2 separate regions of the Homo sapiens genome follow, and region 1 is linked to region 2. Evidence: read pairs that join two places in POLR2A ChIA-PET (ENCODE). Cell type or tissue: PC-3. All regions are shown on one strand. Each heading gives the region's core, and the rest is flanking DNA. Links, peaks and the distances in the headings are about the cores only.

Region 1 (15,820 bases), core at 4,606-12,605, 1.3 Mb before region 2:
AAATTGTAAACATTATAACCTGGGGTCTTTATGGAGGATCTTTTATATTGTTTCATGGAATTGGAGGTGAATTCAGCAATAGGATTTTTGAACTCTGGAAAGATAGGGGGAAGCTTCCATTTCTTATATGCATGTTGGTCACATAAGACATCAGTCTGTGTGCACAGTTTCCTCATTTTCTTCAATGGTCTGGGTCATTACTTACCCAACAATCTGAAAAAAAAGTACAAATTATGTGTCTAAGTCTATACAATGAGAAGGTGACTTCTTTTTAAGAGCCATGAGAACTTCTCAGAATAAGAATCTCTTTTACAAACCAGTGGAAATCTATCAATCTTAGTTTGGGGGATACCAGGTAAGGTTTCTTCTTTGTAGGGTTTCTGGAGCTTTTAATGAGATGATGCATTCTGTGAAGCTTTAAGGGAAAAAGAAAATATACAGTTTCCTGAGTTTGTTTCATCACAGAAACATTTGTTATGGGCCTAGATAGTTCCATGAAACCTCTATTTTGGAAAGGCTAAAGGAATTAGTTAATCCATTAGCTTTTATATCTAATAAGCACATACTGTGCCTACAAAGAAACAAAAGTTTTCAAGAAACGCCCTCTTAACCTGGCAGTCGGACCAAAGTCCACATTCTTGGTGAGGAAGTTAGGCCTAACAATGTTTTAGCAGAGATATAATTTGATCCTTGGGACTATTTAAGAATACAGCAGTAAAAGTTGCTTACTTTGAGCTGTGGCAGAGATGGGCTGCAGGATTTGTGCAATTCTCATCTCACTGGTTGGAATTCTCTTCTCTCCTATTTGAGAAAATACAGTGTGAAAAAGTCACGTTCCTGCAAGGGTAGAACTCACAGTCTCTAAAATATGACCTAGTGATTCAAAAAGATTGGTACTTTGCTGTTTGACAACATTTTTCAGTGAACCATCACACTTTAAAATAGCCCTGTATAGAGCCCTGACTCCAAGGATCCTGAAAGTATCCCAGAGAGGCTTTTACCATTGGTGGGTGTGTGTGTGCAGGCGTGCATGTGCAAATTCACCCACATGTACAGGCTCTGGATTAGAGGCCGGGAGGAGAATCCAGAGAAGGAAAAACAGACCACACCTCCCCGAAGTCTTCAAAGCTGGTAAGAATTCCCAAGACAGCAGTTCTTTTGAAGCTCCCCACATGCCGTTTTATGGGTTTTTGGTTTTCAAATTAACATAGACTATGAACACCAGGATTTAGCCTCATGGATTTTTGCCCTATGCTATAGAGAAGTCTTCACTTGGCATCTTGGTTTACTGCCTGTGGGAAAATATGACAGGCAATTATAATGTCCTTTTAGTTATAAGCTGAAGTAGGAGTAATATTTTAAAAATATATAAAGCAAATATAGAGGCAGCTTAGCATAGCAGTTAAGAATAGAGATTCTAGAACCATTTTGCCTGAGTTTGAACCCAAATTCTGTGCCCTTGGGCAAATCATTTAAATGTGCTATGCCTCAGCTTCCTTGTCAGTAAAATGGGTCTGATTACAGAACCCCCCGCAGACTGTCATAGGGTTACGTGAGTTCATATCTGGAAAGCTCTTAGAATAGTGCCTGATACTTAATAAATGTTTATTACATTTTAAAATATTTTTAAATATGGTTTTCAGCCAGGCACGGTGGCTCATGCCTGTTATCCCAGCACTTTGGGAGGCCAAGGTGGGTGGATCACCTGAGGTCAGGAGTTCAAGACAAGCCTGGCCAACATGGCAAAACCCCATCTCAACCAAAAATACAAAAATTAGCTGGGTGTTGTGGTGCACACCTGTAGTCCCAGCTAGTCAAGAGGCTGAGGCAGGAAAATCTCTTGAACCCGGGAGATGGAGGTTGCAATGAGCCAAGACCGCACCACTGCACTCCAGGCTGGGTGACAGAGTGAGACTCCGTCTGAAAAAATAAATATGGTTTTCATTTTCTCTCTTGTATTTCATAACACTCAGAAGTTATTCCACTGGACACTCCAGGGAAAGCTGGCAAGTCACTGCCACCCGGGAAAAGCAGTAGCTATGGGGCTAGGAAAGTGTTGGCCACAGTGGAAGAAGAAGCAGGCCCATGGTGGACTTCAGGAGAACTAGGAGGAAGCTGGCATGGATGGGTGTTACAGATGGACCCTCCTTTCAATAGGAGAATTCCTGGAAGGGTGGTAGAGGTGGCTGGTTACAAGCAAAGCAGAGAGCGGAGTAGGTTCCTTATTTCCAGTTGGGGACTGTGGGAAGAGTCTCACAGATGCCCCTCTTTCCCTCACATCAACATTGATGGGCTCCATCAGAGTAACCTTTGCAGCAGTTGCATGCTTAGGCCAAAGGAGGCCTATATTTAGTTCTCCCAATTCTTCCTCCACTCTCTTGGGTATCCTGACATTCTGGGCCCCTGTGGAGGACATGCAGAGGTTAGATAACAGCGCTAGGGGAAGTTTACTAGGGATGTTACTGTGGTGAGATTAAACAGGCAGACCCTGTGGCTGAGGGCTACAGGCCAGATTACCTGAGCCTGGATTCGGTAGGTACAGCCATAGCCACAGATGCCTCTTGAAGAGAGCAGAGGAAAGGGACATTTGAGGATGGAATGTCCAAAAAAAAAAAAAAAAAAGATAGACTGAGTTACATAAAAAGTCTTTCAATTATTTTATGCAACAGAGTTTACAACAGACTGGATTATCAGACACAGAGGGGTAGGTGGTGTGAGGAATATCAGGTAAGCTATAGAAAAACAGAAAAATTACATTTTTTTCTGCTAATCTAAGGTTAGCGTAGTTTACATAATTCCACAACAGAAACATTTATTCAAAAGATGACTATTAATAGCATGCAAAGTTGTACTAGATGCTTGGAGGGATAGAAACTGGAGATAGATAAGGATCTTGCCTTAAGCGTTGTGTAAGAAAAACAAAGCTCAGCACAGGAAGAGCTTGCTGAGCTTAGGTTTGTCATATTGAATTTGAAATGGTTGAACCTCATGTGAAGGTACCCAGGAAAGAATTGGGAATGTAAGGTTGGAGCTCAGAAGGAGAGAAGAGAGATGAAGTTATTTGAGAGGACATCCACTTAGAGGGAACGACTAAAGCTTGCCAAAGAGAGTTGAGAAGAGTAAAAGTTCTATTCATTTATTCAATGAACATGCACCACCCTCTTCTTGGTTCAGGTATAGCAATCAGTGTCAGGAAGGAAGAGTCTGGAAGTGGCCACGGTATTGTCCAAAGAAGGATCTAGAGTGTCAGTTTATTGTGACCTTATGTGGCAGAGACCACTTGGGGTGGCCAATTGCCAAGTTCTCTTTTTCCCAAGCATCTGGCTCAACCACATTTTCCAGTTTTCCTCAGCTTGGAGTGGCCATGTGATGAAATTCTGTCCAGGAGCACAAGGGTGTTTGCGATATGGGCCACTTGCCATATCCATTCCCTTTTATCTTCTACATGAAAGCAAAATTGCTTTTATTTCCACATGATTTCCAGCTTAGTAAAGAAGACACAATGAGGAGGTAGGACTGAATTACTACAAAGTCCTCACCCACCCTGTAAGGACTGGAATGTAAGGACATGAGTGAGAAATAAGCCTTTATTATTAAACCACTAGGATACTAGGATGTAGGCTGTTTGTTTTAGATGCTAGTGTTGTTTTGTTTTGTTTTGTTTTTTGAGACAAGGTCGTTCTCTGTTGTTCAGGCTGGACTGCAGTGGTGTGATCTCGGCTCACTGCAACCTCCGCCTCCTGGGTTCAAGCGATTCTCCTGCCTCAGCCTTCCAAGTAGCTGGGATTACAGGTGCCTGCCACCACGCCCAGCTCATTTTTGTATTTTTAGTAGACACAGGGTTTCACCATGTTGGCCAGGCTGCTTTCGAACTCCTGACCTCAAGTGGTCTGCCCACCCTGGCCTCCCAAAGTGTTGGGATTACAGGCGTGAGCCACGGCGCCCAGCTCAGGTGCTAGTATTACTATTTACCTAATAAATACAAACCAAGATCGATTTAACTCACTAGTTTACACTAAGCAAAACCCAAAGGAGACTGGGATGGCTACCAGAATGACAGCTTATTGATTGAATTTGACAAATGTATCTGTCATTCAGACCAGAAATTCTCATACTGACATGCTCCAAGCCTTCTCTGGTTGTTGTCAGACTGCTCGGGAGCCAAACAATCCAAAGCCACTTTGTGCACTGGCCATGAGCAATCACTGCTCAAGGACTGGAAACACGTAGAATCCATGCACTTATCGTATTCTTGTTCAGTGGGAGATCCAGATGGGAATGAGAGGTTGTCTGAGAAACATGGAAGCAGGATAAGGGGAGTTATATAAAACCAGAGATTAAGGACCAAGAGCCAGGGGACCCTGAATCATCTGTCTCTTGAGATTACTTTCCAATGTGACTAAAAAGATTGGATGCCTGATAACTTAGGTTCCCTATCAGACAATTCCTCAATAGGTCCAGCAACTCCTATTTCCTCCTCTTCATGCTGTCACAGATGCTGCTTTTCTACCTCACCCACATTGGAAGGACATATTCTCTCTCTAGCTGCGTTCATACATGTAATCAGGGAACCACTCTGTCTCCTCCCACTATGTGCTCATTTTATAGTCCTCTATATTGTGGTTGGGGTAGGGCAATTGGAGAGACCTTCCTAAGGCTTCCAAGGAGGGCTGACACCTGGCATCATCTCAGTGCTGGAATCTAGAGAGGAAATAAAGTAGGCACTGGCCTTTCAGAGACTGACAGCTCCACAGGGGACACAGATAAGCCCATGAATACCAGGTTACAATGCAGTGTAAAGGTAACCATAGAACCAGGTACAAAAAAAAAAGCTACAGCACAGAGAAAAGTGTGGTTAATACTTCTTGAGTGATAGGCATAGGAGGAAATGAGGGAAGGCTTCCTGTAGGAGGTGATAATTGAGCTGGAACATTGATGGAGGTGTTCCAGAAAGGGGAAATATCATAGCAAGGGAACAAGGCACACAATGGCTTGGGGTGTCCAGGAAACTAGCAGAAGTTAATTATTTGGTGGGGTGCAGGTGGCTAGTATATGAGGATGAAGTCAGGCAAGCCTGGGGAGGTAGGCAGAGGTCTTTCTCCATGAGGTGCCTTTTACTGAAGCATAGCTGTGTATTAGTTTGCTAGGACTGTTGTAACAAGGCGTACCACAAGCTGAGTGGCTTAAACAACGGCATTTGTAGTCCCACAGTTCTAGAGGCTAAAAGTCCAAGGTCAAGGTGTTAGCAGGGTTGGTTCCTTCTGAGGCTGTGAGAGGAGACTCTGTCCAATGCCTTTCCTTAGCTTTGGTGGTTTGCTGGCAACCTTTGGCATTCCTTGATTTGTGGAAGCATCGTCCCAGTCTCTACCTTAATCTTCATCTTCTATTCTCCCTGTGCGCATGTCTGTGTCCGGATTTTCCCCTTTTCATGAGGACATCAGCCGTATTGGATTACAGCCCTGACTAATGATCTTACTTTAACTTGATGACCCCTATAAAGACCCTATCTCCAGATAAGGTCACATTCTGAGGTACCACATGTTGGGACTCCAACAGAGACATTTTGTTAAGATGCAACTCAATCCGTAATGATCAGCATTTAAAGGAAAGCTAAAGAAAGAACAAAAGAAGGTTCAACCAGAAAAATAGGAAGAGAATGCAGTGTCTGAGAAGAGTGGGACCAGGCGCTGGTCAACAATGCTGATTGCATCTTAAGGCCTAATAATTGGATAAACAAATTCCACCTCTGCCTCTTGCACTTCTTTCTCTGTGCCTCATTTTTCCCTTGTTTGCAAGATAGGGGTAATAAGACTTCCTGTGGGGTGGCTGTGAAGATTAAATGTGATTATGTATATAGACCTTAGCACGTAGTAGGCACGCAAAACACAGTAGCATAAAAACTGGATTGTCACACACCAGTAACATCTTCCATATGCACATGCCAAAAGGGTTCTAGACTGGCATCAATTGCTCCTTAAATATACAACATCATTAAAAGCTGACACCTTGGGAGCCTGCTCCTGCCTCCCACCATGTGTAGAACTTGTGAAATTCCATATTTGCTTCATGTGACCAATAACCTACAGAAATATACAAGTACAAAGCATGTGAATTATGGCTGTGAAACAGGATTTGAAAACATTCCCCTCTTGTACACTTTGGAAATTAAACGTCTGACACCTCATGAATCTTTTTCTCCAGGTTGTTTTGTTTGGGTTTAATGTGGTAACTGATCTGCCCAGGAGAGCAAAATAAAAGCTTGCCTTTCCCTGCACATCTAGCTGGTAGGATATCCAAGAGGCAAGTTCCTACCCCTTCAACCATTCCTACCATAAAAGAAATGTCAAGCTCCTTCCTTCTGCATAGTGACTGATTTTTTCACAGAGGCAGGTAAGGGTAGTTTAGATGCCTTGGAAATGCATTTTCACATTCATGGCACACTCAAGTGAGCACCCACATTGCAGCTCACAGTATTAAACCAACTCAGTGCCTCGGGTCCAGTCTGTATCTTTTAAGCTTTACCAGCTTCCAGGCCCTTTCACTGCTGACATTGTGCTGGTGTGGTGAAGAAACCCTGGGGGTGGACACAGTGAATCATGCCTGTAATCCCAACATTTTGGGACACTAAGGTGGAAGTATCACTTGAGCTCAGGAGTTTGAGACCAGCCTGGACAACATAGCCAGACCTTGTGTCTATAAAAAATTTAAAAAACAAACAAACTGTGTTTTGCACACACCTGTAGTCCCAGCTACTCAGAAGGCTAAGGTGTGAGCATCACCTGAGCCCAGGAGCTCAAGGCTGCAGGGAGCCATGATTACACCACTGCACTCCAGCCTGGGCGACAGAGCGAGACCCTGTATCAAAACAAATTTTTTTCAAGATGCCCTCTTCCCTCAGATAAAATCCATTTCAGTAATATTTCTGAAAGACACTAATATCCTGAAACATGTCCATTGTCTAAACATTTGTGAGATATAGTACCCAATGTCAATTTTTTATTTTTGCTTTCAAAGCAGCTTTACTATATTTTCTGTCAATCCTAATTCTTTCTTTCCTGTAAGATTAGAATCACCCTTTTGCTTTGCTTAACCTCAACTACTCCAAGCTGTAGTTGGAGCTATGTAAGCAGTATGTTTGGAACAAAGGGCAAATTCCCAGGCACTGCCAATCATCCCCAGTTACTCACATCCCTGCTGCTAGCTTTAACATGCTGGAGAAAACCAAGAAGCATGTGGAAAACCCTCTATGCTGGCTTCTTCAGCTGTCAGCTTTTTCTGAATAATGGGACATGCATCAATCAATGTTTGTTTGTTTCTTCCATCTCTTGCTCTTCCTAGCCCCACTCGTCCTTAGGCCCTTCCCCCACTTACCTGGATTCCTGCAATAGCTTCTGAATGGGCTCCCCTTCCTCATGTCAGTATCTTTGTTGACTTAAACTTTCACAACCCGCCTTGACCTTGGGCTTTTGGATTTTCATTGTTCTACCTCCAGAATAAAGTTTAAACATCCTTACATGTCATTCAAAGACCTCAAATATATGCCTAAGCTATACCCCCAAGCTCTTGTTCCTTGAGATCCTTCCATATGCCATTAGCTGTAGCCTGGTGCAGCTGCTTCCTCACAGGCACTGGTACCACAGTGTGTGCTTTGATCATTCTCTGCCCTCAGTGAGGAAGGCAGGACCCCATCTCACTCAGGGCTCAGCTTCACCCTTCTGAGAAACCTTTGCTGACACCTCTATTCATTAAATTCCTTTCCTAGGGCTCCTATCACTTTCTACTTTATATCTTATTTATGTGTGTATCTGCTCAGCTCCCTCCTGGATTGCAAACTCCTTGAGTATAGAGATGTATCTGATTCATACCCCCAGAGCAAAGTGTCTTATGCACACAGCAAGCACTGAATACATGTTTTGAGAGTGACCGAATGCCAGGCTAATGGATGAAGGGAAAACCTCAAAAATCTTCACTATGCATCATCAGCCCAGGTACAATCTTCAACCATGCTTTTATAAGCAACACTTCCTGCAGATCTGCCAGGTAAATGTACCCACCTGAGACAGCTCTCTCTTGCTTTCTCTCATACATTCTTAGCATAGTCCTCATGGTAATAGTGCCTTGCTCTGAAAGAAAGACTGCGTGGGGTGGAGAAAAGGAGGTGAGTTATGTTTTTCCATCTGACTTGTCCTGCTGTTGCTTCAAGTTCATTATTTGCATTTTTATCTTGGTTTTGATAAACTAAGGTGCTTGTCAGCTGTCTTGTTTCCTGGAAGCTCTGCCGAAGTGCATATAAAAGTGGCTCATAGCTCTTGGTGTTCTAGGCCCCAGAAATCTATCCTTACTTGGGACCCTGTGGTTTTTCCCACAGAAGGCAGGAGGGCTCAATTCAGTTTGTATTCCCTGCTGTGAACAACCAGGTTTCTAGGGCTAGAGCTAGCTATGAAGAGCAGCAAACTGAAGCAAGCTGACTGTGGTGTTATGTATCTGTATGTGTGTGTTTGCACATGTGTGTGCACAGGTGTGCATGTATGAATGTAGAGATGTGGAGTGAATGGAAGAAGTACTAGTCAAGGGTGAGCAAGATACTGGTTGCTAATTTAACCGATACGAGTGAGAAAGGATAAAGTACTGTCTACTGATACCAAAGGAAAGGTCTGGGGTCTAGATAGCTTCAATAAGCCCACAAACATTAATCCTAAAGTCAAAGCAAATGAAGCATAACCTTCAGCCACAACATCCCCAGACTGCATATTCAACTTAGTGACTTACTTCCCTTTTAATGTTTATTTTAGCCTTTTCTATTCCTTATTACCTTCTGTCACTTGAATTAATGGTCTTGGAGAAAGAAGAAGGAAGATATGCAATATGATTTATGTATTCTTTTCTATCCTCTCCTTATTCTCTTTCTACATACCTCCCAATATTTAGGCCTGTTCTGCCTGGAAGAAGTTCAAGATGTTCTCTTTGGTTCAGGCTCCATGTATTGTTTTTGCCTGTCTGAGAATCTCTTTGAAAGTGCTGAATTAATGAGTCATTGTTTACTCACAAGCTTATTACAGTGTTCAGAATTTCTTTCATAGAGAAAATGCAAGCTGAGTAAAATCTAGGTCTGGGGCCCCCAGGCCTTCTGATTTTCCCATTGCAATGCGGCTGCTTAAACTTCTGGTTTGTCTGCTGGTGGTTGTTATGTACCTGGATTTGAATGCTCTCTCTCTGCCATTCTCCCACCTCAAGACGCCCAGTGTCCTAAGACTGCCTCAGGCCCCATGGCATGGCATGACCTCCTGGTAGCATCACCCAAGAATTTATCCTGGGAGTGCCCCATACCTTATACCTATTTTCTCACAATCACAATGTTCTTGAATATAGTTCCATCCCCTTTAAGTTGATTGAATAGGTAGTTTGGTCAACTCATTCAAAATCTTGTTCTAATGACCAATAATAGTTCAAGGACTTCTCTTTCACCTTAAATATGTATTTAAAATAGGGGTCATCACTTGGTTTAACTCTAAGAAGAATGGAGTAGTATGATATATTCTATCTGAACAAATTGTGTGTGTGTACCTGTGTGTGTGCATGTGTGTGTGTGAGAGAGAGACAAAGACACACACACACACACACAGATTCAGGAAGAAAGAGTGAAAACAGGGGCTTTTGCATACTTTAAATTGCACCATGTTCGCCATCATGCCACTTAACTTTAGAATCTATCATGGGAAGGAACTAGGTATATGTAATTTTTACCTGATTGGTACAGAGCCCCAAGAAGTGAAAATCATGGAAAAATGAGAAACAGTGGGAGATGCTTGTAGCTGACTGGCAGTGTGGGGACCTCACTGCCTGCTCCCACACCAGGTGCCTCCAGCCATACACCTGCTGGTGCTGTGACCCTCGGAGCTGGGGCAGGAGCAGACATGGGATTTGTAAATCTGCTAAACACTTATTTCCTTGCTACTCAGTAGCACACGTGTCCTCTACATCATGTGAAAAAATTGTTCTCCAAACTTTAGCAGAGTTGCATAAGATTTCATCATATACGTTCATCTAAATTTTGAATATACCACTGCCTTCTATATGGAAGTCACTGGCTCCTTAGCAAAGTTCCCTGTAAAGCTTATAAATGATAAATACTAACTTTATTTCATTTTAAATGGTGTGGAGCAAATTTTTTGGTTTGCCGGTTTGTTCATGATATTTTATAATTCAAGTCCTGAGAAATGTCTCTAAGGCCAATGAGAAGCAATGATGGAGGTATGAGTGTGAGTGTGGCATTCTGTTCAGGTTATTTACAGAAACAGAGTTTTGTGCCTTTAAAAACATGGTAGCTAAAACTAAGTTAATGGTGTTAGGTTCAAATTGGAAGGCTGGAATTCAAAGTGCCTGCAGGAAAAACTGAGCTTGTCACTGGTATGTCTTCAATCTTAAGCACCTGGATCCCCAAACTTTAAAATATAAGAGTAGAGCAATGCAAAGAAATTCTATCCTGTTTGGTATCATTTTTCACCAAAACAATTCTAATGATGGTAACAACCATGTAAAAAGTCGTTGAGAAATATTTTTTTCTAAAAATAACAATGCCATGTATCATGCAATTGATTTACTGTTTTGAAGTTATTTCACAGCAAATGTCTTATTTTTGTCCTCACAAAGCTTCTAAGACAAATTTTCTTATCCTCATTTGACATCTGGGAAACAGATACTATGTAATAAAGAAACAGCTAGAATCCAGATTTTTTTGATTCCCATTTTGTATTATTTTTAGTAGTTCACAAAAGAAAGAGAAAAGAAACACTAATGACTGAGAAAGTCCTAGCGGACGTCGACATTTCCTAAGTGTGTGGATATGATATTGTTGGTAGCAGTTTACAGATGCCCCTCAACCTACCATGGTTTGATGAAAATGCTTTTAGTACATCCAACCTACCTACATTCTAGCTTACACTGTAGAACATTTTAGCTTAAGTGTGTTCAGAAGACTTAAATTAGCCCAGAGTAGGGCAAAATTATTGAACACAAAGCCTATTTTATAATAAAATGTCAAATATCTCATGTAAGAGTTTTGTACGACATATTGCTAGCCCAGGAAAAGATCGAAATTCAAAACATGGTTTCTACTGAATGTGTATCATTTTTCACATTATAATCAAGTAAGAAATTCATAAGTCAAACCATCATAAGTTGGGGACCATCTGTATAACTTAGAAGTTCAAGTTTGGATTTTTTTTTCTCCAATTTTCTGGCCAAAGTTTTGGTCTTATATAATGATAAATAACTTTTAACAATTCCTTTAATAAAGCAGCAAGTGAAATTATTATGATAAACTTTTACATAAATACCTACCTATACTTGGGAACTTGCTAAGATAACACTAATTTATTATCAATCAAAGCTTTAGTTTAGCAACCAACTTTTCAGATTTCTGAGTTATCTCAGGGTTCTGATACTTGAGGTGCCTGAGCTTTCAGATTCTTAAGATAATCAAGGTGTTAGATTTACAGGGTAGTTAGCTCGGAAATACTACATTCATGAGGTTTTTTTCTTCTGCTTTTTTTGTTTATTTGAATTTTCCCGTTTTTCGTGATGAGAATATATTGTACTTTTATAACAGAAGAATGTTTCTAAGATACCATTTTCTATAAGTAAAATTTTAAAAAGGAAAAAGGAAGGAAGCAGGGAAGGCAGAAGAAAGGCAGGTGAATAGAAAGAAAAAAAGAGAAAGAAAAAGCGGAAAAAGAAGAGAAACAGAAAACAAGACAAGACTCTAGCCCAGGCAGTGAGAAGTTCATAGTTAGGCTGCTGTAATGATCGTGCTAAGGCCACAGAACCAGACCACAGCCTTGTTTGTGAGAGATGTTTCCATAAAGGAACATGTGCTCCTGCTGTCCAGTCATCCTGGGAAGAGGCTAATTCTGGCTCTGAAAATGAAGCGGCCTCCATTTAGGGGTTGAGTCAGGCCTATACTCTAAGGTACAGAAATGCCTAGAGAGTTCTGATGAGTGTGAGCTGAGTTAGCCCTAATCACTGGCAGAATGCTGTGAGTTTGGGTCTGTAGACCCTTAGTAAGAGCTTCAGAGTGGAACCTGCAGAAGCCCCTCACTGGGCTAGGTGAAGTTAGATTAGCTGCAGACTGGTGTCCCTGAAGAGCGGTGATGTTGTGAGGATGGTAGGCACAGGGGCACAGTGAGGTGCAAGGTAAGAAGCCAGCCAGCTTAGAGAAACGGGGGTTGTGGGGCATTCCTGAGACAGCAGGAGTCCTACCTGGGAGACTGCAGCCAGGAGACCCCTGGGGGCCAGCTAGTTCCTGGGAATCAAGCTGGTGGGAGTGGGGGTGGGGGCTCACATCATCACAAGTTAGATATCAAAGGCAAGCATAACATTCTCTCATGGCTCAGACTTGTCAGGTCTGGGACATAAATGGTGAGGACTGGGCAAAAAGACTGGATGGAAGGAAATGCATCAAAATGTGCAATGGAAATACATAGAAATTGTTGAATTATGAGTGATTTCTTTCTTTGTTTTCTGTAATTTCCAAGTCATATACAGTTTCTTTCACAATTAAAAATGTCAGCATGTTATAAATGTTATTGTTTTGTGTTTAGTCTCAGCCCTGAGGCACTGTTCAAAGTGTTCTTGCAACCTCTCCTAGTATTTCAGCAGACGGAATTATTCCTTTGCCTGCTCTCAGGTGCCTGCCTCTAAGGTGACACCCTGTTGGCTCCAGGTCCTTCTTTCTTTTTCTTTTTTTTTTTTTTGGAGACAGAGTTTTGCTTTATCACCCAGGCTGGAGTGCAGTGGCACAATCTTGGCTCACTGCAACCTCCACCTCCCGGGCTCAAGCAATTCTCCTGCCTCAGCCTCCTAAGTAGCTGGGATTACAGATGCATGCCACCATGCCTAGCTAATTTTTTTAATTTTTAGTAGAGACGGGATTTCACCATGTTGGCCAGGCTGGTCTTGAACTCCCAACCTCATGATCCGCCTGCCTTGGCTACCCAAAGTGCTGGGATTACAGGTGTGAGTCACCGCGCCCGGCCTCCTGGTCCTTCTTTCTACACAGAAGAACAAAGGAGACTAAATTGTATCATGTCTGTATACTTCAAAGGGGCAAAGCTGATCACTCTTTTGTAAAACAATCAGGAAGTAAGTGTTGACAGTACCCTTCAAAGGATCTACCAACATCTTACCTGGCATAGCATATTTTAATGACTTGATAAATATTTGTTGAATAAATAATATAATCAATATATTCTCTAATTGCATGCTAAGTATTACATAAAATGTAAATATTGATTCAGCATTAGCTCTGCCACTCATAATATTTTTCAGGACTGTAGACTGAGGTTTACCTAAAAGCTTTCTGAGGGGCATAATACTATATTATAGAGTTATGCTGTTTAGTATGGTAACATGTGACTACTGAGGACTTCAAATGTAGGTAGAATGCATTAAGATGTGCTGTGGGTGTACAACACACACTGAATTTTGAATCATCTCAATATATTTTTAAAAATTTGTATTACATGTTGAAATAATAGTACTTTGGATATATTGCATTTAGACTTATTAAAATGAATTTTACTGTTTTTTTTTTTACTTTTAAAATTATGGTTACCAGAAAACTTTAAGTTGCATACGTGGTTTGTACTATTTTCCAATTGGATAGTGCTATTATAGCGTAAACATTTTTGATGGGAGATTTCTAACACATAGTTTTAACTTGACCTTATTGTAGTGCTGAAAATTTCCTTCCTCATCCTTCTGCTGTAAGTTACATTGTAAATCCTCATTTCTTCTCCTAGTAATGCAATGATTATTTGACAGGAAGAAGATAATAAGATCAGGTAGCAGTATGAAAGCAAAGCCAGATATATGCATTGCAGAACATAGGATAGGTTTGAAGTTCAGGGACTACAAGTAATAGGTTTGAAGTTCAGGGACTAAAAGTAAGAGTTACTTAGAAAAACTGACTGGAAGGCAGTGAGCCCATGGAAGCAGAGACCACAGAATATATGAACTGTCATGAACCTCTGAATATATGGCCATTAGGGAGGGATTGTTGTTCAGGAAGATTATTGTGTGTTGGTGCAACAAAGTATTGTATTTTCAGGTATGATTAATCATTTGGTATCTAAAAATCCTACAGATCTCTTTTCAAGCAAAATGGACTATCTGTACTGGAGATACTTTTCAGAAATCCTAATCTTAGCTTTCTATTAAAACATTGATTAAGATGAATGACATATTTGTGGATAGCCAAAGCAAATGCTAACCATCTATCTGATAATATTCTGGGTAATAACTGTAATATATTTGGATTATATAAGTCCAGTGCCTCATCAAAATGTTCTAATGTAACCACAATTATATGCCACGATCTCAATTGTTTTTAATCAAGAATTGGCATAAGAAATGGCCATGAGAAATACATGTGAAATATTTTAGAAAACATATTTTCCATTGGATTTCTCTAAGTCTCTATGATTAAATTCCATATAAGTAATTTGTCCTTGATTTTATAACCTGTAAAAAAAAAAGTTATTCTCTCCTTAAAAACTAATATCTTTCCTTCTGCTAGACAGAAATATCCCATGACACTGTCTTTTGCCTTGGGTAATCATAAGCTCAGAATTAATTTAGTGCTTAATTGTGGTAATTATCTAATTTCTGATTTTTGATAAAATTATCTTTCTCTAGCTTCTCCTCATTCTTTTTATTAGAAATACCCTGGATACATAATGATAGAGGTAGTTCTTAGTGGGCTGGATCTCATGTTCATTTGCCCTGGCATGTGGAATAACCACCACCTACCTTCAACCCCCAATCCAACCACACATGATCCTAGGGAAAGCTTTAACTCTGTCCTCAGCTGAAGTTCAGATTGATTTTTCTGATGGAGTATGTTGGGGGCATCAGAAACGAGACTGAATAGAGATATAACATATTAAGAGATGCCTGCATATATTCCAGCCTTAATTCAAGGGAAAGAAAAAAATAGCCTGAATATTTTTGCTTCTGTAATGAACAGAAGCACTAAAAGAAGAAGAAAGAATTGCTTCTCTTTTTGGGCTGGTGATAGAAATAAGGAAGAATTACAGAATGAGAAAAGTGATCATTATAAAACTTTAACATTAAAAGCCCTGTATAATAAAGTTGTGTCCTGGTACTTCATACAAAAATCCTTACTAGTCTACAAGACCCTGTGTGATCAGTTTCCTCCTGCCTTCTCCAGCATTATCCTGCCACTCCTCTGCTCACACACTGCTGCAGATGGACTGACTTTCATTCTTGGTCTCATGGAGCTTACATGCTAGTAGATGAATGAATTGGTCAATCTGTCAACCTCTGTGTACATTGCCTATATCACAACTTTCTCCTTACCCTAAAAGTCCCACTTTTGAATTGTAATCAGTTGGAGGACTTTGAACCTCAAGAAGCAGAATAAAGAGAAAAAATCCTCAAGTCCTTTGATAGAAGCTAGCATAAGCTTGTCAGGGCTAAGCTTCTTGTCACTGTGTGTGTATTGGGGGGAGGTGCTAGGGCCCCATTCCATCACACTATCTTCTTGGAGTAACTTGACAGAGATGTTGCACTAGATGATTAATTAATTGATAATTAACAGTTTTGGGGTGGCTTCATTGTGCCATGAGGTTGGGGGCTGAGAGTATGACTGAGATCAGTCCCCTCCCTGAACTTACTATCTAGTGGGGAATATGGACAGGCACAGCAGCAACTGTAATCGAATGTGATGGGCATTCAGGGGCAATGGGAGCACCTGGTGGGGGTCTGGCAGGACTTGATTCATTGGCAGAGGGAGTAGGGA
Region 2 (15,820 bases), core at 2,586-10,585:
TCCTCCCAAAGCCTGCTCAAGGCTGTCTGGAGGAAAATACTGGCAGGGGACCAGAAACAGCACCAGGCAGCTGGAGGCTGAAGGACAAACTATTGTTAATTCTGCATGACAAAATTCCCAATTGAATTCAATCTGGGGAATATCTAGGACCCCACAGAGTTTCTGATTGAATTGAGTCTTTTCTAATCTATAAAGCTAGGTGACCTCATACAGATCAAAAATGAATTTCGTTTATTGCCTTTGTTTTTCTAAATGGTTTGTTGATAAATTTGGTTTACAGGCTATGAAGACTCAGAAAGTATCAGAGTAAAGATAGTTTCCAAGAGTGATTAATTCCTTGTGATATTTTGTATAGATGCTACTTGTTTATTTTAAATGTATGCCTTCCAAATGTTAAAATCTATATCAGGATTAGTGACTCAAGGCACACTGACCACAAACTTTTGCCTCAGCTACATCCCAAATATCAGCATAAGTAAAAAGGGCAGTTCTAAAAATAGGAGAAAAGGATATCAAGAAACAAGAGATTTTCAGAAATTTGTGGAAGATGGAAAGTGGATAAACCAAGCAGACATTACAATCCAGAGCAAATACAAGAAAAGTAGAGGGAGGAGCCACCCTTCCTGGCCATGGAACCACAGACAGGCTTCAAACTTGTGTGGTTTTTGGAAATCAGGCAGAGGAAGGAGGCAGAGAACAAGATGATTTTTTGAAGGATGGAACAGCTGAGAAAGTTAAACACCTCCTTCACCTTCATCACCTTCCCTATTGTTCCCTAATCTAAAATTAGAAAGCCAGTCTCTTAAGAAATTCATGGATCTGTAGTGATGACCCCCCAAGAAAGCCCTCCCCATTTTGGTGTGGAGTTGAGGAATAGGCAAGTGTACTGCCTGCTCACCCTGCTGCCTGTCTCCCACCCGAGGCCTTGGGTGAAGTCTGCCAGTGATCATGCCCTGTTATCCTGGGGAAAAAGTGGTTAAGAAAACATAGTGCTATAACTCACACCAGCTACTTGTATTAGGCAACCTAGTTCTTTATTAATAAATGTAAACTGATAACTAGGGATCATTGACATCTTTTGGACTAACAACTGACCTGAAGAAAGAAGAGGTGATTCAGGAACAAAAGAGAGATTTTTAAAAATTCTAATGAGTAGCCTCAGAAGCATTCAAGTGAATATTGCATTCAAGAAGGTATCACATCCACAAAGCATGACCAGCTATAATGACAAGGGAGCAAAAGAGAAATATACAGAATTCACAGAATATAAAACTATGACTGCTAAAATTAATATTCACTAAAAGAAACAGTTGACAAAGTTAAGGCAAATACTTGAAAAATGTAGATACATAGAAGATCAATTGAATAGGTACAACATCAACCTAAAAAGCATTTGGAGAGCAGACGAGAAAAGGGGAAAGAAATTATAATGGAAATGATTGGTGTAAATTCTCCAAATTCAAACATGTTTTCAGATTGAAAGGGCCCTTTGAGCTCTAAGCAAAATTACTAAACAAAGACATAAACAAATCCTCTTCCAGGACATCGTGGAAAATGAGAAGATCCTAAGAACTTCTCAAGAGAAATAAAAATAGGTTTCCTATAAAGGAATTAGAATCAACTTCGTGTCAGATTTTTATCAATACCAAATCAAAAAAAAAAAAGGTTTCAATGTTTGAGAAGAAATGCTTCAAACCTAAAAATGTCTATCAAGGGTGAGCATAAAATAAATACATTTTTAGGTATGCAATGATTCAGAAAATTTAAATCCAACACATGCTCTTAGAAAAAAAATGACTGGAGATTATACTTAAGCAAAAATGTATATAGAAGTAATCTAGGAAAGAGGAAAGTGTGAAAGTCGAGAAGCTGTGGATCTAATTTAAGAGTGCAGCAGAATGATATCCCAGAATAGCAGTTATATAGTAGAGTACAGTCAATCCAAATGAGAACCAGTCATCAGAGTCAAGGCAGAAGGCCTGATGAAGAATATGGATTTCTTAATAATGACAAATTAATTATAATATGATAGAATTTTAATAATGTATTAAATTAATGATAAAGTAAAGATATAATTTTTCTTTTGTCAACAAGAACAAGAAAGGCAAATAGAAATCCTAAGGGGGACAAAAGCTGGACAAGAGGTAAAAATCCAAATATGAAGCAATGTAAAATGTGTCATGTTTTTAAAAAATTTTTGGCAGATGAACTTGACCTTTATACTTGGAAGATTCTCCATTGAGTAGCACAGATTTAGGAACATAGAATGCATCTCCTGCTTTAGGGATTCCATCATAGTATTTGATTCTCCAGTGAAAAATATTTACATAATCATCATTTTATAATTGTTATTCATATTTAAAATTTTATATTCTATCTGTACAGAGAAAGCATAAAAATTATAACTAGGAAGGGAACGTAAATGTTATTAATATAAGTTTTTACAGTATAAAGATAGTTACATACCTGACTAGCTTTATGTTTGTGGGGGAAAGACAAGTGCAGGGAAGTATAGGGCTGTTAACTGTGTTAACTTACATAGAATATGTTGTAAAATACCATGTGAAGTTGACATGGTAAGGAAAACTACAATTAAAAGGACTGACAGTATGAAAAGTTGGCCCAGATTTAAAGCAATTGGAACTTTCATATACTGCTCATAGAAGTATAATTTGATACTACTACTTTTAGAAAACTGTTCGGTAGTATCTGCAACAGAACGTATGCATATCAGATGGCCCAGCAGTCCCACTCCTAGTTTTATACCCAAAAAAATGCATGCTACGTGACTCAAAAGACTTGTACAAGAATGGTCCTAGCAGCACTGTTTGTAATAGCACAAAACTGGAAACAACCCAAATATCCCTTAACAGTAGAATGCATAAATACATGTGGTAATTATTGGCATACTATGCACCACTCTGCCATGCAATAAAATGCATGATTCTCACAAACATAATGTTGAGTCAAAGAAGCTAAGCAGGAAAAATGTGTATGATATCATTTATGACAGATCTCAAAACCATTCCAAATCTATCTATGAGGGTAGAAGTTAGGATGGTGGTTAACTTCAGGGAGGACACACACACTTATGGGGATACCAGAGCTCTGCTATTTCTTATTCTAAGTTGTGATTATATAGGTATGTTCACTTTCTGAAAACTCACCTAGTTGTTCATTTTTGAATTGTGTACTATTCTTTGTGTATGCCATATTGTAATAAAAAGTTTATTTTGGTTGGTTGTGTTAGCTCACGCCTGTAACCTCAGCATTTTAGGAGGCTGCCATGGGAGTATTGCTTGAGAACAGGAGTTCAAGACCAGCTCAGGCAACATGGCAAGACCTTGTCTCTACACAAAATTACAAAATTAGCCAGATGTGGTGGTGCATGCCAGTTACCTGGGAGACTGAGGTGGGAGGTTCTCTTCACCCAGGGAGATCGAGACTACACTGGTGAGCAGTGATCGCCCCACTGCACTCTAGCCTAGGTGGCACAGCAAGACCCTGTCTAAAAAGAAAAAAGGAAAAGAAAACCTAGTAAGCCAAGAAATTGCAACATTTATTCTGGTATTTTCAGAAGTTTGGAAACTGAAGCAGTAAAAAGAAAAAAAAATTCCTATTGAGGAAGGGGAATGAGGGAGAGAAAGAATGGAGGAAGAAAACTTTTACTTTTTATCTTTTACTCTCCTGTACCATTAACATTAAAAAGAGAAAAACAAAACGATTAAAAGTAATATTAACATTACTAATAACAATAGCTACCATTTATTTCATGCTTATCATAATTGAGATACTGAACTGGGTATATTATGTACCTATGTCAATTAAATTTTCATACCTTACATTCTTCACCACAATTATTAAGGTGAAATTTATTAACCCAGCTTAATGATAAGGAAGCTAAATATCAAGATACCCAATTATAATATAAAAGACACAAAATATTATTTAGGAAGAAAATTTTTCAGCAACCCAGAATATGTTTCTTGTTGTATTAAGGCACATTTTAGTTCTCTAGCATTTGAGGGTTAGGCAGGGGAAGCTCTTACTGTGTTTATAAATCTCATTGCCCATTAATGAACCTGAAGACATAATCATACCTGGCAACAAATTCTAGAAGGAATATATACTATGAATGTTTATCTAATGTATGTTAGAGACTATAATTATGGTGTGGCAAAAATATAAAGTTATTTTTAAAACTCTTTCTCTGTTGACTCACTACAAAAGCCAAGGGCACAATATGATGTCATAATGCAGGGAAGTAATTTCTTCAGGAAATGCAGGTAGTAGAGTCTGAGCATATTGATTTTTGGAGCTCTAGCTCAGTGTTTCCCAACCTTTGTTCTTCATAAAACTAACCCTGCTAGATGTGAATAGTTACTCCATCAGAAATGGGTTCGAGTTAAATTGTCTTGGAAATGCAAAAAAAAAAAATGTAATCTCCCTTTTGTAGATTCAAAACCATATTAGCATATTAAAGACCCTTAGAAGTTTGATAGAAAATAAATCCAATTAATTTTGTTTAAACCAGTATTTTCCCAATTTATTTGGTGATAGGACCTTTCTTCAAGTAGCGCTAACACTGTAGAAACCAGATTTTTGGAAAGCATTCATTTATCTCAACACAGATTGGAGCATAGATGCACCAGCCATTCTTAGATCCTTAGACAGTGGCTTTCAAACGCAAGTTGTTTCAAGTGCACACTTGGCAGGTGCAAACGGAAAACGTTGCAGTGAATTTTGAGAATTGCCTCCTGTGCCAGTATTCTCTGGTATTGTTTACAAAGTTAGACACACACGCTTTAGAGTTCATATGTGTAGGAGGCAAAGTTTTCACTTTGTTACAAAAATTTAGGAGCCTAACAAGTTCTTTCCTAGACAGAGTCTCCCCACTCACTTCTGCACAGAAATAAACTACAGACATGTCTGTAGTTGAATTGGACTCCTTCACCCACCCCACACATACCTCCAAAGTGCAGAGCTGTCTGCATTTTGAATCTGTCAAATCATTTCAAGTCAATTCTGTCAAACCATTAAGCTCTGTGCCATGAAGCAAAAAGAGATGATTTGAACTCATAACATTTAAAAGGCAGCTATTACTGATTGGCCCCCCAGATGGTGAAAGAGGTAGATGACCTTCATACACTCTACTTTTGAATACAGCTTCTTCCTGAGAAGCCTGAAGCCTGGCAAGTTAAATTCTCTACACAATGTACCTTCCCCCCATATAGATGAATAAGTAAACTTTTGGGAAGAGGTTCAGTTTTTTATTTATATATTAGAGAATATTCACAAAATATAAGCATTTTATCATTAGTGTATCTATGCTAAGCTCTTTATGACAATAATTAATACAACTTCATAATAAAACAATGACATAAAGAATGATAGTCATCTTTCAATTTGGTAGAGCTTGTGGGCATAATTCCAATTGATCTCAGAACATTATCAAGTTGCTGTGATAAAGGTTAATGAGAAAGGGGATGCTATACCATTTAGAATTAGAATTTGATCTGTCAAACAAGCATTCTTATCCAAACTGATTCTGACAGCAGTATTATGGCACACCCTTTGAAAAAGCATTGATAGCCTGGGCTTTAATCCAAGATTGTACAGCTTGACTCATAGATGGTTCCTGTTTATGGAATCAAAGGCAGAAAAGATCAGTGAACATGACAAAATGTCTAACCTCATCTCAATGAGATCAGGAAGGGTAGAGCAGTAATCGACAGTGGAAAACTAGCTCCTTAATGCAAGAGATTAGATTGAGTGGTTCAGGCTTACCATTGCTTTGTTTTTATGAAGAGAAACAGGGTAGAATATCAAGTATTCTGGTAGGAAGAGGTTATTTTCATGAGATCTTTTTCAACATTTAGGTAAGCAATAGAAATTTTTTAAAGTAGTTCTTACCAAATCCTAGGAAGGGACGGGCTTGTATACCACAAAATATGGAAAATGCATCATGAAATAATTCACCCAATCATCTAAAGAAAGGTGTGCTTCTATGCTTCCCTTTGGAGAAGTTTTATAATAGGCACAAGAATCTTGACTCATCAGCTGCTAGCAGAAATATATTAAAGTTCCCTTTTTTGCCCTCAAGGGAATATGATACTATAAAAAGATGTGAAGTTAAACAGGTTATGCATGATTTCCACCATACTGTGTTTAACTTGTATAGACTTTTGAGGGCCAGGAGTGTAGAATGGGGAAGTGGAGAGAGAGACTTCAGAGGAAGGAGAGGAAAGAAGCAGAATTTTTGACTACAGCAGGCAATGAACTGAGAAAATAACAAGGGGGCAGTCAGGATTAATAGATATTAGCCACAGTTAGAGGGAAAACCTCTCTAGAGGGGCATTTTGAATGGAGTAAATCTCGGTCTTTCTCAACCTGGGTTACTCATCTGAACCGCAGAACCCTGAAAATGCTTTGATTGATTGTTTTCTTAATTCTTCCAAGGTTGGTACACAATTAATATCATTCTACATGCGCAGGAGTATGGATACTTTAGAATAATAGGGCTCCATTCTCTCACTGAACCCAGGGTGGGAATGGCTACAGTGTTACGTATGAGAAGGAAAAGACCTTTGTTCTATATAAATCATTTCTGGCCAAAATTTTACTATCCCAAATGGTACACAGTGAAATCTTGAAATGATTACATTAAGTGCCAAAGACTTCTGGATGAATTAATCATTTGACTTAAAATGTCTTAAGGATAGAGATGGAAAGAAGAATGGGTTGATAACTATAGAAATAGAATACTGGCCATTGTACAGGCTTGAGATGATACTACAGTAATGCTAAATGTAAAACTAGACAAAAACTCAGAAAAATATTTGCTTGAGAAAACGAAAATGTATGAATTATCTGATCTTTCCTACAACTCCAGTGAAATTTTAGACAACACCAAGGGTAAGATATGTGTTACATGGTGTTTAATATTCATATGGAAGCCCTCTGAGGTTTTGAAAAAGATTATGCTAAATTCTCTAGACAGGACTTCCCCCAAGTCAAATTGAAAATAGTAGTAAGTATGGTTTATTTTTTTTCCCATCTCCCCTCCACCTTTTTTTTTTTTTTGCCAAAATCTAACAAAGCTTTCATTTTCGTACAACCTTACTTTCAGAGCCAACTTTTTGTTGTTTGATGGAAGTAATTCCTCTTTTGAGAAATTAACTCCTAGGGATTTTGATTGTTTCAGTGCTCCAAAGACTTGGCCTTTTTCACTGGAAATTTTAGATGACTTAAATCTCCAACGGAAGAACTGTACACTCTTCGGCCAGTTGATATTCAGCATAGGAAGCTCTTCCTGAAATTTCTCAAATTGGCGATGGAAGTTGCCTCCTAATCTGAAGGACAGTTCTGCTTTCAGATTACTGTATAGGAGCCATTTTTTCAAGTATTTCTCAATTTCTAGGTGCATCACAACTGGAAACTTAAGCATGTTTCTGTCGTTTCCAGGAAAGCCATTATTTATCTGTATATTATGCTTTTATTTTCCTAAAATGATAACATTCATTCCAACTTCAATATTTATATGTGTTCAGAGTATAACTATTTATATCCTAGAAAGATAAGATGATATATTTGTATAATATATATTTGTATACATGTAATACACATGTATACATGTATACATAAATATATACACACATATAAACATATACACACAAATTTATTGGATGCTCTGCAAAAATAGCCACTACTCTAATGGGCATAGCCCATATCTTATTCCTCTCAGTATCCTTAATACCTAGCACCTAGCAGGGAATCAATAATATAAATATAAATATCTGAATAAAAGCAAATTGACAAACTAATAACGTAGGCTTCTTTTCAAACATCACTTCATGCAGCAGAAATGTGTTATGTGCTGCCATATGAAACAATGGGCTGAAACTGGTTTATGAGAAATGTGTATGTGAAATTGCTTTGTAAAATTTTGTACAATTATTATGTAGTCTTATGGTTTCATGAAATATAAATGTTGAAGATGTTGTAATTATACAATACAAATCTTGTTTAACAGACCTTGATTAATAATAACTAATTGATACTTTGTTATTAGCTGATGGATAAGTTCTTGATTTAAATATCAATTAGAGGATAATTCATTAATTTAATCATTTTTCCTCAGTGCCTCAAACAGCATTGAAGGTTTACCCATGACATAAGAACAATCTGATAAATATTCCAATACTAAGCTACAGTCATTCATTTGAATACGTAGGTGCATTATTATAATAGGAGATATATTATGATATTGATTTTGATATTTAATATTTAGCTATTATTTTAGGGTATGAATTTTATAGACCATTTTAATAGCCAAACTAAGGTTTGAAGATAGTCACAAATTCTAACGTGAACACAATATTGATTCCTTACTTCAAAGACAGCTAACAGTTCACAAGAGAATAGTTGGGCTGAGGCCGTCACATTTTATGCATTTAGGCATCAACATGAGAATCATAGAAAACAGTAGATACTTTAGTTTTTCTCTCTAAAGAAGCATGAACATTGATTTATTTTGATGCTATCTTGGTACAGCAAATAGAATCATTTTAATAGAAAAACAACCCTTTGTTTATTTTGTGTGTTGAACCTGTGTGTTAACTCTATGCGTTTTGGGAGTTTATACTATATAAGACCATTTCTGTGGTCTAAAAGCAAGGTAGAACTCCTTTTTCTTTTCCACTAGAGAGAATTTACAAGAGAATTGCATGGCAACAAGTCACCAAGAGTTAATAGTTATTGAGTCATCAGTGAGTATATGCTACAAAACTGGGTCCTTCAAGAACTATATCTTTAAAATGTCCATGTTTAGAGAACATACAAAACATACTGTCAGAATGAACAGCAATTTTAAATGTAAAAGAATTGTTCTATTAGATTGTGTACATATAGAGTTTATATTAAATTAGAATCAATACAGAGACTGGTACATGTGTTCTTTTTTAGGAGCTTATGAAATGGAAACACCTTAACATTCACATCCTCAAGGATTATGTGACACTGTATTAATGCATGTGGAAATGTAACTTTTAAGTATTTTGTTATGAAATAAATAGAGCAAAGTTGTTTGCAAAAAGAAATGCACAATGACAACTTCATTTATTCATTCACAAATATTTATTGAGCACCTACGTGTGAGATAAAACTCTGGGTGGTGAGGGTTTACACAGCAGCAAATAAAATAGGCCTTGTCTCTGCATCCATGGAGCTTCACTTCTAATGGCAGAGTAAAACAATAAACAAATATTCAAATAAATGCACACTCAATGTTATGCAGAAAGTTAACAGAGGGTGTGAGGTTACAGAGTGAGGGGGAAAGCGCTATTTGAAATGGAGTAGTCAGGAACAGCCTCTGATTAGGTGATACTTGAGCCAAGACATGAAAGCCACATGACTATCTAGGGTAGAGTATTCTACACAGAGAGAAGAGCAAGTACAAAAGCCATGCAGCAGGAATGAACTTGGCATGTAAGGATCATCACGGGGCACAGTATTGCTAGAGCAGGGTAAGCAAGGCAAGGAGTTCAGGAGCCGCTTTTTATTTTTATCCTTTTATGTTGTTGTTGTTCGTTTGTTTTTGTTTTATTTTGTTTTTTTTTTGGAGACAAGATCTCACTGTGTTGCTCAGACTGGAGTGCAATGGCATGATCATGGCTCACTGAAGCCTCAACTTCCCAGGCTGAAGCAATCTTCCCCCCTCAGCCTCCCAGGTAGTTGGGAACACAGGTGCATGCCACCACACCTGGCTATTTTATTTTATTTTATCTTATTTTATTTTTATTTTTAGAGACAGGATCTCCCTGTGTTGCCCAGGTCTCAAACTCCTGGGCTGAAACAGTCCTCCTGCCTTGGCCTCCCAGAATGCTGGGATTACAGGCATGAGGCACCATGCCTGGCCAGGAGCTGCTTTTTAGATGAAGGATTTTTTTTTCTTTTTTTTTTTTGAGATGGAGTCTCGCTCTGTCACCCAGCCTGGAGTGCAGTGGCACGATCTTGGCTCACTACAAGCTCCACCTCCCGGGTTCACGCCATTCTCCTGCCCCAGCTAGATGAAGGATTTTAAGTTGGTTGCTTATCATATCCACATGCAGTCATGCCCCCAAAAGGATGCTCCCAAAAGGAATGGATTACAGGAATACAAGACTACAATTTTAATTACTACCGTACTTTACTTACTAGGCATTCCTTCACATTTACAAGGATCTTTTCTAGCTGCGAAGAGAGTCCTCATCCCAAACCTACGGTTAGCTTAGGTTGCATTAAGTTCTCAAAGTAATTTGCTAATTAATAGTAGCAAAAATCTTGTGTATCATTTGTATCATTCTTATTGATTTCTTTTGTCTTTATTTTTCAGAGGTTTTTTTGCATTAACAAATCAGTTGTATAAATATTCTTATATATATGTTTATTTATGTTTATTAACTTTTGAAATAATTTCATACCATTACTTTCACTAATAAGTACACTTTAAATGTAGAGAATTCCCCCTTAAGGGTTTATCAGGACTTACCTTCTTAGGGTGTGAGAAAACTGTAAACTACTGACTAATAAAGTTTAAAATACCTTTTATGTTTCTGTAAGAACCTAAATTTAAGTTAAATTCTTGAAACATGACTTTTTCAGACATTTAAGAGCAAACTTTAAAATCCCCTAAAATAGAATCCCTCCTGTCGCCTTGGAGACATTACGGCCATCGTGCTTTGTCTGTTGTTTTTCTCTTATCCATCTAGGAAGAGTCATACATTTTCATGGCGATTAGGTTCATGCTAGATATGCGGGAATAGCTTTAAAATGCAGTGGAAAGGAAACCCGTCAGGGCTGGAAATTAAGTGTCTGAATTCATACAAACATGGGATAAGGGATGGTGTGGCTTTTAGAATCTGCTTCTCCAGCAAGGGTTCAGATGTCCCCTACTTTTAAGTCTAATAACATTACTTTCTAACAGAAGACCATGTTTTCTATAAAAATAAACTTCTGTTAATGTAACAGACCTGAAAGATCTATTTTATCTAAGATGATGATTGGAGTAAAGCTTGAATAGAGGCTCAGTTTAGGACAGAAGGACACCCTACTTGAGACATAAAGCCAGCCAGTCCCTGCCACCTTTTTTGACACTCTATATTCTGTCCAGTTATGAGGATTGGGTGCTAAAGCCACTGCCTTCCCATCCCAAAGTCAGAAGTGGTTCAACCTCACCTGGGCAGTGGTGTGGCGGCGAATGGGGCGGGACCAGGGTGGTGGGGAGGGTCCTCCTTCAGTAGAGGCTGACAGCTACTTCTCATCATCATCTTCCTTTCAGGACCCTTGCTGATGAGTATCCTTGATTGATAAATTGTCATTTAGAGAGCTGTCTTACATCATTTAAAGGTGAAAATTTGGTGAGGCAAATCTAACCTTTTGATTAATTCCCTATAACTGGCAATCCTAGAGTTAGAGTTAAAATGAATTGCTCCCATTTTTTTTTCTTGTTTACATCAAAATCAAACTGATTTCAATTTTTGGAAATATTTGCTGATAGTAAATTACACAAGAATCATGGCTGGTTCTACTAGGTCAATCTAGTAGAGAAAATTGAGATTAGCAAGGTTTCCAGGTTATTAGAATTTTCTATTGGGATAAAAACCAAGTGAGACTAAATACTAAAAAGCCAAAGAGAAAATTCATTTTCTTTAAAGTTCATGTAAATACTGCATTTCTTAAAAGTATCTGAGAAGAGGAGGTCGGGTTGCAAACTGAAATACCTTCAAGAGCCAGGCATTTAATATTTATTTAATTAATAAATAAGTGCCATCCCCCATGACCTAGATACACTGTTTGCATATTAAACACCTAAGGATACAGCCTTTACTTTTGCAAAGAAATATGTTATTTCCAGTTTTGCATGAAGCACTGGGACCTTTCAGTCCATTTTAATTTTTTCCCTCTTTCTTAGAAGCTAGGATACAGTGAAATATGCCGTACCATAAGAAAAACAACAGTGCAAGCAATAATCCGTGGTAAGAGACAATTGGTCTTGGTGTCAGAGAGGCACTGGGAAGTGGTAATGTCACACTGGAAACTTAGTCTGTTTAAGGAGGGCTGCAGCTACTCACCTTGATTATTGCCAGGCTGAAGTACAAGCCAGGTGTTGTCAGATATTTAGATTTTGCAATAAAGCCCAGGATCTGTTTTTTTTTAAAATGGGAAATCTCCCAATCTTAAAAGATTTATTCTATTGAAAAAAATACACTGTTGGCTAACAAAATTCACTTATAGTTCAAATTTTGCCTGTGGCTGCCAGTTTCCAAGCTGTGTTGCATATTCTACAGAGAGAGAAAAAGTTGTTCATTTATTCATTTGACAATCATTTGTTGAGTATCACACCATGACTGGCACCATGTGGCTTTCAAAGATAATGAGACAGGCTCATTGCTCTCAAAAACCTCAGAGTCTATTGGATGCCTGGAGAAAAAATTTATACTCAGAGTTCAATTATTCCCTATATATTTATAGGTGTCAAATCAATACTTACAGTTCCAGTCCTTCACCTGATCTTCAGTATATCTAATTTCCCTCAAATGATATATCAATACACTAGCTCTCTTTGTATTAACATATATATGTGTTCAAAGCATAAAAGTACAGAAGGCCAGGTGCGGTGGCTCACACCTGTAATCCCAGCACTTTGGGAGGCCAAGACGGGCAGATCACAAGGTCAGGAGATCAAGACCACGGTGAAACCCCGTCTCTACTAAAAGAATACAAATAATTAGCTGGGCGCAGTGGCGGATACCTGTAGTCCCAGCTACTCAGGAGGCTGAGGCAGGAGAATGGCGTGAACCCGGGAGGCGGAGCTTGCAGTGAGCCAAGATCGTGCCACTGCACTCCAGCCTGGGTGACAGAGCGAGACTCTGTCTCAAAAAAAAAAAAAAAAAAAAAGTACAAAAAAACTGCAAAAAAATATTAGTGTATGGTGGATACGTGTCATTATACATTTGTCCAAACTCATAGAATGAAAAGTAGTTAAGAGTGAACCCTACTGTAAACTGTGGACTTTGGGTGATAATGAGGCATCAATGTAGATACAGCTGTAACAAATGTACCACACTGGTGTGGGATGTTGATAGTGGGGGAGGCTGCACATGTGGCAGGGCAGGAGGCATATGGGAAATCTCGGTACCCTTTTCTCAATTTTGCAGAGAACCTAAAGCCACCATAAAAAAGTCTTTAAAACAAAACAGAAAGATTTGCAGCATGATTTTATATGAATTGTTAAAGCACACAAAGTAATAGTGTATAAGAACATCCAAATGTGGGAAAAGCATAAAAGTGCACAGCAGGAGGATAACAACCCCCATTTGGGGATAGTGGTTGCCTCTTGGGGGAACGTGGAGGGATATGAGTTGGAGAAGTTGATCCAGAGTAGTATCTGGATCATTTTGTTACTTTAAAAATATCTGATACAATTTTAACAAAAGATATACATTTGTGAAATCTTGATGATGAGTGTTTAAACATCTCATGTCTTCTTCATGTTCCTGCGTACAATACTTTAAAGAGGTAATGAAAATAAAATAAGAATGTAAAAAACAGCATGACTAAATTAGATTTTTTTCTTTATTCCTAGGGGAATGTCTTTTCTAATTTTCACCATTGCTTTAGTGGCACCAGCTTCCCAGACTTACAATATTTAAATTTTCCCTCTTGTTTATCCCCAGTGGCTAACCCAATCTGTTCCTTATGAATTCTACCTTTAAAACATCTCTTTCCATCTTTATTGTACATAATGGCGCAGACATCCTCATGTCATATCTTAACAACTCTCATCACCTCCCCAAACATCTGAGGACCCCACAGCCCTCCTCTCCTCCTTCCAGTAAATGCTACCACCTTGCTTATCACACCTTTGTCCTGCTGCCATTATTTAGAAATCAAGTTCAACTTCTCTTCCTGGTATTTACATACCAGCATAGTTTGGCCCCATGTCAATTTATAAAGCACATTTCTCTCTCCAACTACTCCTAACTCCTCTTTTCTTAGTGCTCTGATACTTAACCAGGGACCAAGCAACATTCCACATTCAACTTCCATGATTTTGCGTATGGTGTTTCATTTTCACAAAATTTTCCTTCCTTTTTTACCTTTCCAAAAATCCTCTCTACAACCCTCTTCTGTAGGACTTGACCTATATTTGTTTTCCTTATCATGTTTTTGGCACAGGTTGTATTCACTTAGATACTTTATTTTACCTTATCTTTGCAAGTTCATCTTGAATAGTTTTAGTGTGGTTTAATTTGGTTTTTTAGTCATTTTGTGATTTTTTTTTCTTTAAGATCACTTCTTCTTGTCCAAATTTTTTGTAGTTGTCTCCCTTATCACTGCTAGGGATTCTATTCCTATGTTGAAAAAGTTTCAATCTATCACCTATGTTTGGTGCCTGATAGCTTTGTTCTTTCCCTCTACCCCAATCAATCAGTGGTCACAGTGCTGAGTGGTGACCACAGCGTTTTCAGCCTCTGTAGCAAGGATGCCCTGCCTCAGCCACTGGTTCCTGCAGTGATCCTGAATTCATTGACTTTTGCATGTGAAAGGCTTTTAGTCTCTGTTCTCTGAGGCTGTGAACATCAGGTCATCACAGCCTCTGTCCAGTCCTGACCCAGTAGGACTGGACACCTCTGGTCTCTACTCAATTGTGTATATTTCAGTTCAAAGTTTGGTCCACAGAGGTATAAATCTTGTTTTTGAGTATAGATATGCCCCCTAAATTTTGTTTTAAATTTCATTGCTATGTGTTAAGCATAAGCAGCAGTCTATTGGAGGTATCCACTGAATTGTGTTGATGTTTCAGGCAGTCGATTATCTTGGGTGTGGTTTACAGTGCATCTGCCAAATGCTTATAGCAAATAGTTTCTTCCTAGTCTAGTGTGCGTCAACAGTTTCTTGGGTTCGATATCCTCCCACAGTGACATAAATGCTAAACTGCCAAATTTAAGCATGTAAGAAACTGAAGATAAGGCAATACTGTGCTAAAGCTTCTATTCTACTACATGAGATTAGGAAGTGGAGGAATGGCTAATACAGAGGTGTGAGATTGTTCACTGATTCTGTTTACCAAATAGTTCTCATTCTAGGTGATACTTCCAGGGGATAAGTTGGCAAGTTCAAAATGCCTGAATATTCTGCAAAAATGTGAGCTGTTCAGCTTACAGGGGCACCTAATGTTTATAAAGGCCCTGGTTTTAACAATTTGGTATTTTACCTAAAAAGAGATATTTGGAAAGTTATGATGGGGTAATTAGACTGATTAAATATTAACACTTGTAGGAAAGAGGTTTTTTTTTATTTTAAGTTTAGAAATTCAGTGAAAATTGTATGTAGAAACGGAGAGCCTGAGATCTAGAAATCAATATCAAGAAATCCAAGGATTCAACTCTTACCAAGAGCAACAAAGCCATCACACCTGGAACAACCATGACTTTTCTGACAAAATCTAGTTGTAAGCAAATAGAATTTATCCCAGAACAACCAATTTAAACTCTTTACTCTTGTACTCTTTTAAGATAGTCTTTTCTACCTCTGGAGTCTTTCAAGTAAAGCAACTGGCATTCTTACTTTACAGATCAAACAAGCTAGGGATGAAAAGCTGTAGTCTGTTTCATAACCCTCATCTGGCTCTCCACCATATGCAAGGCATACACAGGCCCTAATGGAAGTCCAAGAGTGTCTGGAGTGGAAACTTTTTATTGAATTCTAAAAGGCCAGACCAGACTTCTTGTTATTGAAATCAGCTTTGGTCACAGAGCAGGAAAAGCACCTGGAGTGA

What was found. Peaks named below come from ENCODE experiments on the same cell type or tissue, not always from the same donor. Only the 100,000 strongest peaks of a DNase experiment are listed, where the experiment ranks them.
Region 1: POLR2A ChIA-PET joins it to region 2 with 5 read pairs; 1 of 35 experiments calls an interaction of 5 or more read pairs at or near these places.

Annotation. Positions count from the first base shown.
Region 1 is chr12:67,912,839-67,928,658 of GRCh38, reverse strand. No RefSeq gene overlaps it. Among named protein-coding and RNA genes, the nearest start is that of LINC01479, 8.5 kb to the left of the region's middle. RefSeq lists enhancers at 7,518-8,018, 8,019-8,519. In PC-3, for the core only: no CTCF peak of the experiment used is centred there; DNase peaks (open chromatin) are centred at 7,158, 7,948 and 9,108; H3K27ac peaks cover 1,483 bases.
Region 2 is chr12:66,652,723-66,668,542 of GRCh38, reverse strand. The region is part of intron 1 of GRIP1 (glutamate receptor interacting protein 1); the gene reads left to right. Among named protein-coding and RNA genes, the nearest start is that of GRIP1, 18 kb to the left of the region's middle. RefSeq lists an enhancer at 9,117-9,618. In PC-3, for the core only: no CTCF peak of the experiment used is centred there; DNase peaks (open chromatin) are centred at 2,842, 5,612 and 6,122; H3K4me3 peaks cover 358 bases; H3K27ac peaks cover 1,419 bases.